2 separate regions of the Homo sapiens genome follow, and region 2 is linked to region 1. Evidence: chromatin contacts called from ENCODE Hi-C data. All regions are on one chromosome and are shown on one strand. The core of a region is the stretch at or near the end of the contact, and the rest is flanking DNA. Distances in the headings are between cores, read along the strand shown.

The links. Hi-C counts contacts between places; a loop is a spot of excess contacts on that map. Pooled maps may share reads with other maps.
Region 2: a pooled map shows a loop between it and region 1 (2.9-fold over the local background). The contact joins the promoter of REXO1 here to the enhancer-like site in region 1. A Hi-C loop is called at or near these places in 2 of 50 pooled maps.

Annotation. Positions count from the first base shown.
Region 1 is chr19:1,746,390-1,752,978 of GRCh38, reverse strand. No RefSeq gene overlaps it. Among named protein-coding and RNA genes, the nearest start is that of ONECUT3, 3.8 kb to the left of the region's middle. RefSeq lists enhancers at 4,494-4,543, 4,070-4,588, 4,589-5,108, 4,666-5,865. Within about 2 kb of position 5,263, at least 5 of the 41 ENCODE cell types and tissues checked have a DNase peak (open chromatin) inside an H3K27ac peak, as active enhancers do.
Region 2 is chr19:1,846,306-1,852,948 of GRCh38, reverse strand. It overlaps REXO1 (RNA exonuclease 1 homolog), which reads left to right and starts at 4,466. Exons shown (of 16, transcript NM_020695.4): 1 at 4,466-4,747. The coding sequence starts at 4,591. KLF16 (KLF transcription factor 16) reads left to right here. Exons shown (of 2, transcript NM_031918.4): 2 at 1-550. RefSeq lists enhancers at 3,999-4,078, 4,099-4,248 and a silencer at 4,269-4,738.

The DNA of each region.
Region 1 (6,589 bases), core at 4,014-6,513:
AGTGGGGGAAAAGGGAGGTCCTAAGGCTAGGTCAGGGCCTCCGTGCGCCCCAGGGGTCAGCCTCTGCCCATGTGTGGGCACCTGGGCCTCCGTTTCCCCAACTGTACAATGGGCTGCCCGGCCTCGGGGTTGCCAAAGGCCCCTTCTAATTGCAGGGCCTTTTTACAGTGCGGCCGCTGGAGGCACTGGAGCCTGGGGGTGACCACTAAGAGCCCCTGTCACCCTCCAGCCCACGGAGGCTGAGGCTGGATCCCCTGTCTTCTGAGACGTCGCTGGTGCAAACTCCTCTTTGTCCCTGGGGCTTCTCTTCAATGTGGGGGGAGGCAGGGGTCTCCTTTTTCTCAGCACCTGGAGACAGGTGAGCCCCAGGGGCCCCTGGGAACTGGGATAGATGGGGGAAGGGCTCCTATAATCAGAGAGACCCCCAGGGGACTAGATCCCGCCAGTGGGGTAAGGTCAGGGCTGCGGATCTGGAGGGGCCAGACCAGAATCTAGAGGATGCTCTGTCTTGTAGGCCAGAGGCTACGGTGCAGAGTCCAAAACCAGCCTCAGCCCCTTCCTGCTTCCCCGTTGCCTCTGCCCCCCCCACCCCCGGGGTAACGCTTGTGCACTTTCTAGAAGAGGAAGGGGATGGGTCAGGCAGTCGGTTCGCGGGAGCCCCCAGTTACCCCCATCTCAGAGGGTTGCATCAGGGCTCAAAGCTGAAGGAAGAGGGGAGGACACAGTCAGGCTGTCACTTCCCCTTTGGTGCAAACCTTCTGGGCAAACCCCGGCCCCAGCTTTGCACCTGCATCCAGATTTCCTGGCCCCTGTAGACGTGGCTACACATTGGAGATGCGATTTTCTGAACCAAGACTAGGTTGGCTCTGGAATAGGGCCCTTTCTGTGCCTCAGTTTCCCCTTCTCTGGTGTGGGAGGGGGTGCCCTCCAGCCTGCCCAGCTGGGAGCCGGAGGTGAGTCTATGCTGACCACAACAGCCAGAGAGAGAGGGGGCCTGAATGATCTGGGCCCCCAGCCTGAGGTGGCCTGATCCAAGTCCTGGGGAGGGATAGGGCTGAAGGGGACCCCTGTTAGTACTCGCTGCTTAGGGCTCGGCATTTAGTAAGTGCCTGTTATTTACCAGGCATACTCTCCTCTCTCAGCCCCAGAGAGGGGGAAGTCAAATCACAATTTTTCCGGGTGTCTCTGGCCCAAGGTGGGGGGGTGGTGGCCCTAGAGTTCCCCCCTTCATTCCTACATCTGCCCAAGTGCTAACTCCTGCCCCCTGAAGTGTCGGTCCCTAAACTTTCCAGTTCCAGGGTTCAGGTATAATTTCTGGAGTTTACATAATTACACCCATCTTCCAGGTGGGAAGAGAGGGGCAGGTCCGAACAGTCGCGTACCCCACTCCCCGTGCAGATGCTGAATCTCGGCGGGGGGGATGTGGCTGCACAGAGCCCCAGCCTGCGCTCCTCATTCTCACCCTCCAACAATCACAGATAATTAAAAATAATCGTGAGATCTAAAAATCAATCAGCCGCCATAAAACGCTAGCATCCCAGGCTCAAGAAGCGCAGACCAGGTGGGGGCTGGGGGTCTCTACGGGTGGGAGGATAACAAGGTGGAAGGAAGTTCCCCCAAATGCCAATGTGGGGGAGCTCCTAGGGAGCTGGGATTTTGCAGGCTTCCTTTTAAATATATTTTTTACAGCTTGATGATCGTGTTCATTTTAATAGCAAGCGTGTGTGGCTTTTCTAGCAGGGAAAGCATCCATTTTGAAAGAGAAGACGAGGGTCAGGGACTCCGAGAGGAAGAGGGCCTCTCCCCTCTGCTGCCTCAGGACACGCTAAGGTGGCCACAGACCCCTTCCAAAGCTCCCTAGACTTGGAAGGGGCAGCCCAGCCTGGTGGACCTAACCCTATCCAGGTCTGCGAAGCCCCTCACCCCTCCCTTCGGCTGATGGACACTTGGACTCCCCCAGGGATGGGGATCTCACTCCTTGTAGAGGCTGTGGTCCCGTTGAGAGATTGAACAGAATTTTGCTGGCCCCAAGAGAGGGACTGTGGCCCCCTGGAGCCCCCAGCTTGCTTCTCCCCACCAGCAGCAGCCTTTTAGTAATTAGTAAAATAGAATTGAGCCGGCCACCGGGTAGGCTGGCTGCCCAGGCCCAGATCGATCCTGGGTCATTAGGCAAATTGTGGGCAGGGGGAGGGGTGGGCTGGATCGGGACAAGAAGTCCCCCTTCCCCACCCCACAGGGACCTCAGCCACCTCGAGGAAGCTCTCTGGCCTCAGTATCCCCTCCAGGAAGATGAAAGTTTGACTCCCAGAGCCCGAGTCTGTGTCTGGGAGTTGGGGAGGGGGACCTCAGCAGGTGCTGGGCTGCCCCAGACCAACGCTCACCCTCTCTGTGCCTGGCCTGCGTCTGGGAGGAGTCAAAAAGGGCAGCCTCTGGTCCTGCCAACCTCAGGGCTTGGAGAGTCCCGCGGGTGGAGGGGAGGACTGGGGGCCTCCACCCATGCCCCAGGGGTGCGCACTCTCCACGGCTTCAAACTCCCTAAACGGACCCCCTAAGCTTGAACCCCCTCTTTAATCCTCCACACCTCCCCCATTTTTGGACACACCACCTTCCCTGTTGTTATTGACTCTCCCATTGCAGCTAAAAATATCAAAGGCAGAGTCAGATACCTCAAGTTTTCCTTTCCTGGGGCTCCCCCAGAACCCTGCACAGTGCGCCCCCAACTGACTTTCTGATTCGATTTGTCTCCCACCGAAATGAAAGTGTCCGGGCTCTGCGCACCCCTCCCTGCTTTTATTAAAGCGAGGTTTTACTAAACGATGGCAATGAATGCGCGCCCCACCCAAGCCCAGCCGCAGCCCTAGATCCGCTCTGCTCCCACTCCCGGCCCCCGAAACCTGCGGGCGCCCCAAATCCCGGCCGCCGGTGCCTAGTGTGTGGCAGGAGTTCTCCCTCTGGACTCCAGCCGCCTTCGTTCGGGCGGGGTCTGGGGATTTTATTTAGATTTGGGGGGAGACTCTGGGCTTTTACGGCCTGGCGGGGGTCCCGGCGAGGCTGAGCGCGCGGCTCCCGAAGGTTCCACGTTGGCCGTGGGGACGTCCTGACCTCCCCACCCCGGGTGTCGCGACTTTGGGGTTTCGCCCCTGGCGGGCCCGACGTCCCGGATTTCCTGCCCGCAGTTGCGGGGCGCCCGGGCAGCTCTGGCCCGCGGGTGGATGCTCCCGCGGGCTCTTAGGCGACAGCTGTGCCCGATCGATCCCCGCGCCCGCCCGGGCTCCGTTGCCCCCGCCGCGGCGAGCGGCTCCATCGAATCCTCATCGCTCTCGGGCCGCGCCGCCCGCCTCGCGCTCGGCAAACACCGCGCTTGTTTGCGCCGGGGCACCGAGGCTGGGCGGCCGCGGCTGGCCGGGGAGCGGAGGGGTTGGTCCCTGGGGCCCCGCGTCCTCGTCCCCTCCCTCAGCAGCTTGGCCTCCGTCGTCCCAGAGTTCTGGGACACAATTAGAGGAGGGAATTCTATGCCCTCTTCTCGGGGCTCTGTCTGGCAGGCGCGGGAGACGGCCGGGCGCGGGACTTCCGCCGCATCGCCCTGGCCGCGCCTCAGTTTCCCCATCTAGAAAGTAACACGCTGGGGCGGGGGCGTCCGAGGGTGCCCGAGGGGAAGGGTCCGGGCTCAGGCGGGAGGTCAGGCTGCTCTCCTCTCGCGGCCTCCGCCTGCTTTGCCTCCTCTGTGCCCGGCCCGACCGATGCAGGTCAGAGAGCCGGGCTGGGGGTTGAGGCGCAGCCGGAGGGGTCTGGGGACAGGAACGCGCCCCGTCTCGCAGGCCTGGGCCCCTCCTCACTGGACGCCGTTGGAATCGTCTCCCCGCAGCGTGCGCTCAGGAGAAAACCAGTTCGTTTGCTGCAGTTTGCACTGTGGGAAAATGGGGCTTGGCGGCGAGGGGCGCGGGCTGCAGCCCCCGCCGGAGGGTGCGCGGGAGGGGAACGGCCTGGATCAGGGGTTGGGGGCCTGGAGAACGCCCCACTCCAGGGCTCGGCTGACAGCCTGGGGACTGGACGCTGCAGGCCACGGACTTCCCCGACGCAACGAAACCCGCGTTGGGCGCCGCGCTCCGGAGGGGCCCAATCGTCGGCCCAGCGGCGGGGTTCGCGGCCCCCGCAGCTGAGCGGGATCCCGGCGCTGAGTTAAACCACCTGAGCGCCCTCCCTGCCCTGCCAGAAGACAGGCTCCTTTAGCCATTAAACATGTAAATATCTAGATTTAATTCTCTGCGCACTCTTCTGGGATGGAGGCAGCCGGCGGATCCCGGAGCGGGGCTCGGCGGCCCGCGGTGGGTTGGTTTGCGGAGGCGCCGGGCTAGGGGACCCGAGCAAGGCTGCAGCGGGGCTGCCCTCGGGGCGTCTCCAGGGCCGCCGGTTCTGCGGGACCCGAGCTCGCCGGCTTGGACACCTGGGAGTGTCCACTCTGCACCCTGAAAGCCGAGACGAGACGACAGGTGGGTGGGGGGAGCACAGGCCTGGGGGCGCCCACTTCGCAGATGCAGAGACAGAGGTCCTGGTCGGGAGTGAGGACCCCGCCCCGGGAGGGTCCGAGGGGCGTCCCCAGGTGGGTTAGGCTGGGCGCATCTGGCTCTGAGCCTCACCTGGGCCTGGCCTGTTCCGGGCCGGAATGGCGCCTCGATTAAGGCGCGGTTTATCTGGACACGCCCGGGCGCTTTCTGCTGGGTCAGGAAGTGGGGAGAGCACGGCACCTCCTCCCCGCAAGACCGACCAACGCCCACGTCCTTGCCTCTCTCTTTGGGTCTGTCTCGCCTCGTGGACCTCTGGGTGGGGAGGGGGTGTTGGACTGGGGAATGGGGAATGGGGAAAGGGGAAGGGATTCGCACCTCCTTAGGCAGAATCTGCAGACCGGGGATGGGGGAGGGGAACCAGGCCATTCGCTGGATTTAGCAAACTTCTCAGATCACTCCTGCTCCCCTGCCCCCACCACCCTAGAGCTGCGGCCACAGCCTCTGTCCCTCCCGCTGGGGCTCCCATACTTAGGGAGGGGAAAAGTCATCCCCATCCCCCTGAGATCAGAACTGGGGAGGCGGCAGTCCTCCCTTCCTGGAGGAGGAGCCCTGAGGTTGGGTTTTGTAGGATGTGTAGGAGTCCAAGTCAGGTAGGCCAATGGAAGGACGAAAAGACTCCTTGTCATCTGAGGAAGAGGCGGTGGGGCTGGGGAGGCGTCTGGCGTTAGCCCAGTTTCGGGGCCCTCACAGGACTTCATTAGGGAATGTTTGTTGAATGAGTCAATGAGATAAAACTGAATGAAGCTGGGGTGTGTGGGGGGGGGGCATGTGTTCAAAGCCAGGCCTTGAATGCCAGGCTGGGGGTGGTTGGGCCTTCTCTCCCTGGCTGTGAGGCCAAGCAGGGAGGGTCCCGGGCGGCCCTTAGTATAATCCCCCCACCCCACAGGTTAGTACGCACCCAGGGAGGCCATCACAGATGTGGTGGGGTGGAATGACTCACCCCCTCTCCGTGCTGTGCGGTGTGTGTGTGTGTATGTGTGTGTGTGTGTGTGTGTGGCGGGCGGTGGGGGGTGGCGGGCGGTGGGGAGTGGCTGGGGGAGCTTTGTCCCTGGGCCAGCAGGTGAGTCACCTTGCGCTAGAAGAAAGCTTGTTTCTCCCATTGTTCAATCAGCAGCCACCTTCCGGGCTCGCCAGGGGTGGGGTGGCGTCCCCCATTCCCTGGGGGAGGGGTACGTCCTGCAGGTCCCCGCTCTATCTCCTGCCCCATCCCCACTGTACCTGCAGGGAGCTAGGGGCAGGGGTACTCTGAGGAAGCAACTCCAATTATTCCCATTTTTCAGGTGAGGAAACTGAGGCACAGGGAGGTCCTGAGATCTGCCTCAGGCCACCAGCTGGCGAGCTGACCTAGGCCCGAGGGACTGGGCGGCGGGGAGCTGAGTCCCAGCACGCTGAGTCCCAGTGAGTGCGTGCTGTGTGGACACGCTCAGCATCCAATCTGGCTGGCGGTGGAGCCGGTCTCTGGAGAGGGTTGGCCACGCAGAGAGTCTCAGCTGAGCTCCTGAGTAGAAACGCGGATCTCAGTTACAGAGAACGTTCCCTGCGCCAGGGTCCCCCTCCGACCCAGCCCTTCGGGCGATCCCAGGGAGCGCAGGACCCTCTGGACCCGGCAGTTGGGGGAGCTCTTCAGCCTGAGCTGGAGGGGTCCCCCGTTCTGGCCCATGCGCCGGTCAAAGGTGTGGAGGGTATTTGAGGAACCGGCTCCCAGTGTCCACTCCTCACTCCAGCCGCACTGGTTAATCATTTGAGGCAGCGGACAGGGGAAGGGGCCAGCCGCCTCCTGCTCTGGCCATCACCTGCCCACCTCCCAGCTCCAGGCCTGCAGCAAGAGAGCAGGAAGCAGAGCGAGCCCTGTGGGGCCCTGGGCAGGGCATAGAGGGAGTCCCAGAGGGGCCTGTTGGTTGGGAAAGCTCTTGTGGGGTGTCAGAGCAGAGACTTCTCTCTGGGCCTCAGCTTCTCCCACTGGGGAGGAAAACTTGATGCTCTTGAAGGGTGAGGATCCTCCTACCTCGTCCTCCCCCTCCTCC
Region 2 (6,643 bases), core at 3,217-5,716, 100 kb before region 1:
CAGGGGGGCTTTGGATGGCACTGGTGTGCACCTGGACCCAGCCCCGGCCTGGCAGGATCCAGGGATGGGTGCCTGGGATCCTGGGGGGAGGGAGGCAGGGGACGCCCTTCTGGAGCTGGGCTCGGAGGGTCCTGCCCCATCCAGCCCTCGGCTCTCTGTGTTCTCTGTCCCTAGCCTCAAACCCTCTTCTGGCAGCGCTAGTGAGATGCCTTAGTCTGTGGGGGTGGGTGGGGGACTGGGGCCCCGTTTTCCTTTGTGAGTCTTGGTTGGCCCCAGCCCTGGCAGGGGCCTGTCTGGAGCAGGGGTAGGTAGGGCTGTGGGTTCCAGAACTCTATAACTGGGCCCCTCTCCAGTGTCCAGGGGCTTGGAGAGACCTGCGCCCACCCCTCCACTCTCCCAGGAGTCGCTGATCACTGGGACCTGGTTCCAGCCGTTTGCAGGGGAGGCGGCTCCGAGAGGCGTGTGCTTTCCGTGGGTGGCGCCCCTCCCCCGCCCTGCCTGGCCTCATCCTTGTATTTAATTAATTAAACAAGCCCCTTTTTAAACCCTACTCCAGCGTGTGTGTGGTCTCTCCCGTGGCAGTCCCCACCTGTGGGCACGCTCTGAATCCCTCTGTCCCACCCACCAGTGTGGTCCCAAGTTCATCCACCTCGTGGGGAAACCGAGGCAGCGGGCTAGTGAAGGGGGTCTTGGCCAGGCCCCTCTGGCTGAGACACAAAATGCCCTGCCCCTAGCCCTAAGCCCCGCGGAGGGGGCTGCCTGCAGCAGCGCGCGCTGCGCCCGCCGGGTGTCACCCACGCCTGGCGCAGCTGCGCCCCCCGCCCAGCTTCCCGCCCGCCCCGTTGCCTGGCAACCGAGGCACAGTGACAGGGCGCCCGGGGGCGTCCACCGCCCGCCCCTTCCGGTGCCGCAGGGGATGGGGGAGCCTGCGCCCCCGGGGCTGCTCGCCGGCGCGGGACAGGCTCCTCCACGGAGGGTCCCCCGGCCGCCTCCCAGGCTCCTGTGCTCCTGTATTGAGCGCCTACTGTATGCCAGCTCCCCTAGTGGGAATAGGGAAGAGGGGGCGGTGAGAGCTTTGAGGCCCTCCCCAGGAAAAAACCACTGTGGACTCCAGCGCTCCCCAGAGCCTGGAGGCCGGCGGGGCTGGGATGGGGCCGGGCAGGCCACTCCTACACACCTGCTGAGCCCTGGGGCTTCGCCTGCTGCCCGCCCGGGGAAGGGGGTGGTCGGCCTCTCGTATCGCGCGGCCGGCGCCGGCTCACGCCAGACCCCTCCCCAACCTGGGCGGCAAATTCCCGGCTTTACTCGAGGGCAGCCTCCCTCGTGCACCCCCAATCCTGCCCGACCCATCCTCCCATCCTACCGGACGCCCCACAAACATCACTCCCGGGACTCTCGCACCCCTCCAGCTCCTGCCTGGTTTTCTGCCCCTCTGGAGCAAAATGTCTAGAATATGGGGTCTACACTCGCAGCCTCACCCCTCTCTCTGACGGACACACTCGCATTAGGCTTTTAAATTACACGCCCCACCCCCAGCACACACACGTGCCCAGAAGCAGCACCATCCTTTTGGTGCCTTTGGGACCCCGACCCTCCCGGGCGTCCCTCCCACCCGCAGGCTGCTCTTGCCATGCCCCCTCCTCGGTCGAGGGCAGTTCCATCCTGCAAGGCCAAAATCCTTGGGGAGTCACCCTGGACCCCACTGTGTGTCTCACCACCCACATCTGGCCCATCTGAAACCTCCTTGGGCTCTACCTTCAAAATAGATCCAGGATCTGGCCGCCTTTCCCTGCTGTAAGGGCTTCCACCGCGACGGTCTAGCCTCCTCACGACTCACCTGAACCAGTGCAATCACCTTGGCCCTGGTCTCCTCACGGTTTGTCCTCCCCACGGCCACCAGAGGGTGTCCGTGAACACCTGGGGCAAGTCTGGTTCCTCCTCTGCCCGCAACCCTCCATGGCTCCCACTGCCCTCACAGTCAAAGCCCAAGTCCTCCCTGAGGCCCATAGGGTTCTGCATGACCTGCCCCGTCCTCTCCCTGCTCTTCCCTCCTGCCTCTCTCCCCCTCCTCACCCTGGTCCAGCCACACTGGCCTCCTCGCTGTTCCTCCAACACACCAGGCGCAGTCCTGCCCATGGCCTGTGCCCTCTGCCCGGAATGCTTTTCCTCCAGAAGCCTGCTTGGCTCCCTCATCATCTTTTATTTATTTATTTATCTTTTATTTTTTCGAGACACTGTCTCACTCTGTCACCCAGGCTGGAGTGCAGTGGTGCAATCTTGGCTCACTGCAACCTCCGCCTCCCAGGTTCAAGGGATTCTCCTGCCTCAGCCTCCCGAGTAGCTGGGATTACAGGCATGGGCCACCACACCCAGCTAATTTTTGTAATTTTAGTAGAGATGGGGTTTCACCATGTTAGTCAGGCTGGTCTCGAACTCCTGACCTCAAGTGATCTGCCTGCCTCAGCCTCCCAAAGTGCTGGGATTACAGGCGAGAGGCACCATGCCTGGCCCCTAATTTTCTGTAAAACCGCACAAATCCCGCCTTCCCCATAGAATCACCCAGACCAGCCCTGTGCCCAGTCCAGGCTCTTCTCCTGTTTCTGTTCTCAAAGCACTTTCCACCTGGCTTCAGGCTGTCTCACTTATTGCTGTGTTCATTGTCGGCCTCCCTGCCTACACCATCACCTCCACCAGAGTGGGGTTCTCTGCTCTGCTTATGGATGTTTCTAGCATTTTGTGGCACACAGTAGGTGCTCAGTAACTATTTGCTGAATGAATGACCGACACCAGCCGGCACGGATGGAGCAATCGCATAAATGAGAGTTCATCTCTCACGCATCATCAGGAGCCATGACAGGGAGTCTACGCCTCCACTGCCCATGATAGGACAGCTTTGAGATTAGATCAGGTCCTCTGCAGAGTCGCCCATGACCCATCCCAACCCACGTCCCCTCATCATTGCATCCTGTCATTTATTTATAATTGTGGTAAAATCACATGCACATAACATAAAATTTGTCATCTTAACCATTGTATTGTTATTTGAGACGGACTGTCACTCTGTCACCCAGGCTGGAGTGCAGTGGTGCAATCTTGGCTCACTGCAACCTCCGCTTCCCAGGTTCAAGTGATTCTCCTGCTTCAGCCTCCCAAGTAGTTGGGACTACAGGCGCCCGCCACCACGCCCAGCTAATTTTTGTATTTTTAATAGAGGTGGGGTTTCGCCATCTTGGCCAGGCTGGTCTCAAACTCCTGACCTCGGTTGATCTTCCCTCCTCGGCCTCCCAAAGAGCTGGGATTACAGGCGTGAGCCATCGCGCCCAGCTAATTTTTGTATTTTTAGTAGGACAGGGTTTTGCCATATTGGCCAAGCTGGTCTTGAAATCCTGGGCTCAAGTGATCCACCCGCCTCAGCCTCCCAGAGTGTTGGGATTACAGACATGAGCCACTGTGCCCGACCTAAGACTTTGCTTTCTATTCTTTTTGGGTGTATACCCAGGAATAGAGTTGCTCATAGGGTAATTCTGTTTAACTTTTTCCATCTCTACACAAAATACAAAAAATTAGCCAGGCATGATGGTGCACACCTGTGGTTTTAGCTACTCGGGAGGCTGAGGTGGGAGAATCACCTGAGCCAGGGAAGTCGAGGCTGCAGTGAGCCGTGATCGCACCACTGCTCTCCAGCCTGGGTGACAGAGCAAGACCCTGTCTCTTAAAAACAAACTTTTTGGGTTTTTTGTTTTACATAGCAGTGGCACTATTTTACAATCCCACCAAAATGCACCAGGTTAAACTTCCCATTAAGACGTGGGCCTACTCCACCAGACTACAGAGTTGCCCCATCCCAGCCTTGTTCCTCGTTTGTCTGTTAAAATGCACCCTCTAGCTGGTATACAGTAGGCGCTCAATATTTGTTGAACAAATGAGTGAACGTGGACCTGGTCATTAGACTGATGACAAGAGTCGAGGTTGGGGAGATTAAGGCGTTTCTTGAGAGCCAGCTGTATACCAGGGCGAGGGGATTTTTAAAGACTGTGAACGGAGTAATTCAACCATGAGTTTCACCTGGCCCAGGTTTAAGGCCACCTCCCCGCAGAACTCTCCTCGTCCAGCAGAGGGCGCCTTAAGGTGATATGCTAACGAAAGGAAATAATATGCAAATGAGTAATAGCGGGCCCCGCGGGGCTTTTTTGGTCAGGCGCGCCGTGGACAGCCCTGGCGCCGCAGGGGCCTGGGGCTCAAGATGGCGCCGCTACAGCCGCCGAAGGTCGGGCGGCGGCGCTGGCGAGGCTCCCGGAGACCGCAGGCAGGGCAGCCCCTGCCCTCCTTACTTCCTCCCGCGGCCGTCTGTCCCGGCCCAGGGGTCCGTCACCAGCCTTGGTCGCGCAGGAGCAGGCGTTTCTGAGCAGGCGCGCTGCGGGCAGCCCCTCCCGGGGTCCCTTGCGGCGGCGTCCCGAGGGCCTCCGGGGGCCTCGGAGCAAGATGGCGGCGGCGGGGTCCGTGAGGCGCGGGCGGCGGCGACCGCGGCGCCAGTGAGGGGGCCCTGGGGCCCGGGCGGCTCCGGGCCGGGGCCCCGCCGCGGGACGGACCATGCTACGCTCCACTGGCTTCTTCCGGGCCATTGACTGCCCCTATTGGTCTGGGGCGCCCGGGGGGCCCTGCCGGCGGCCCTACTGCCACTTCCGGCACCGCGGGGCCCGGGGCTCCGGCGCGCCCGGTGACGGCGGAGAGGCGCCCCCCGCAGCAGGTAATGCCCGCCCGCCTGCTTGCCTTGGGCTCGGCTCCCCTGCCCGGGTCTGGACCCCACCCCGGTCCCGCCCGGGGTCCCCGTTCTCGGCCCAGCCTCCTCCCCACACGTTCGCGGGCGACGGTTTTCCCAGTCGGGACCGGAACCACCCACCCTGGGACCCGGTGCAAAGCACTAGATGTCCCTAAGCCTTCGTCTTCACGAGTGTGAAATGTCAACTAGGAGGACGCGTCCTGCCAGGGCTGTCTAGAGGGCGGAGTGCGAGCGCATGTTGAGTACCGGGCACCGGGCCTGACACAAGGGGGCTCGGGAGACGGGCGCGGCCGGCGCTAGGCAGGTCCTGGACTCCTCCTGCCCCTGATTGGCGCCCGCCGCTTCCCGGACCCCATGTGCTTGTGGCCGCCCTTGTTTATTTCCATGACGTTTCCTCCGGCCGCGCCTCTGGCAGCGGCCACCTCAGTCTCCAGTCGTTGAGTTAGGATGGTCCGAGGATCGTCTCTTGTGTTTGTCGAGCCCTGTGTCCAGCATGACTGGCAGGGAGGAAGTCAAAGCTTACTCGAGTGGGCTCCGAGGAATTCCATGCTTTTGGTCGGGCAGAGGACGTTGGTGGACTCCACCTCACAGCGTCATGGTGGTTTTCATCGTCATGGCAGCGTTTCTTGGAGGAGATGTGGGATTTGGATTGGAGAAAAAGAGGGACATCGCAAGGAAAGTCGTGGAGGGAGGGTTATCGAGTGTGATGTCATTCAGACTCCCCTGTTACCTCTGTCCCTTGATAGTGGCTCTCTGCTTCACCCAGCCCCTGACTTCCTTCGTCCCAGATTTCCTCATTGGGCGTGAGTTTCAAGCACTGTTTTTACTTTAACCATGAAACAGTCTCAGCTCAGAACCTTTTCCTGCAAAAGAGAAACATCTTCTCTAGGATTTAAGAATAGGTTTATTTTCCTGTTTTGCCAGAAAAGGTAGCATTTTTTTCTGATTTCCCTGATAAGTGTGCTTGGGACACCTGCACCTGTGGGCGGTTGTTTGCAGGTGGACAGATGCAAGCAATCACTTGTCAGCTCCCCACAGCCCAGCGTCTTCGCTGTGTTTGAGGCGGGGGATTCAGAGCTGCGTACGATGCCGGCTGTGCTCTCAGGGACCTGCCGACAGCTGTGCCTACAGATCCCGTAGCATAGGTCGTGATGTCCTGGGAGCACGCAGCCGGCTTTGGCGGGGGCTGGGAGTTGGTGAAGAAGGCAACGCGTGGGAGAGGCTTCTCGGAGGCTGTGACACCAGACTCACGATGCTCATTTTAACCCTATTTTTAGAGACAGGGTCTCACTCTATAGTCCAGGCTGGAGTGCAGTGGTGCGATCACAGCTCTTTGAGGCCTCGACCTCCTGGGCTCAAGGGATCCTCCTGCCTGAACCTCCTGAGTAGCTGGGACTATGGGCGGCGGGTGCCACCAAGCCTGGCTAACTTTGTATGTTTTCGTGGAGATAGGGTCTCGCTATGTTGTCCAGGCTTGTCTCAAAACTCCTGGCCTCGAGCCGACCTCCTGCTTCGGCCTCCCAAAGTGCTGGGGTTACAGGTGTGAGCTACTGCACCCGGCGCAAGTCAGGCTTATGATATCTGTCTGCATCCCAAATGGCTCATTTGTTTCCCAAAGGCTTATTTTTGAGGGTCCCTTTGGTGATGTCGTCTTCCTGTCTGCCCCCCGTTCCTATGGGAAAAAGGCAGCTGCCTGCCTCTTACCATGGCGTGTCTGCATTTCCCTTTTGCTGGTGAGAATGAACTCCTTTTCCCATCTCTGGTGGGGTGGTAGGGCTTCTTGTTACTGTCTGGTAGAAGACTGCCTCCCCCCGCAGAAGGCAGGATCCATCTTCCTTGCGGTGAGGTTTCTCTGACCCTCTG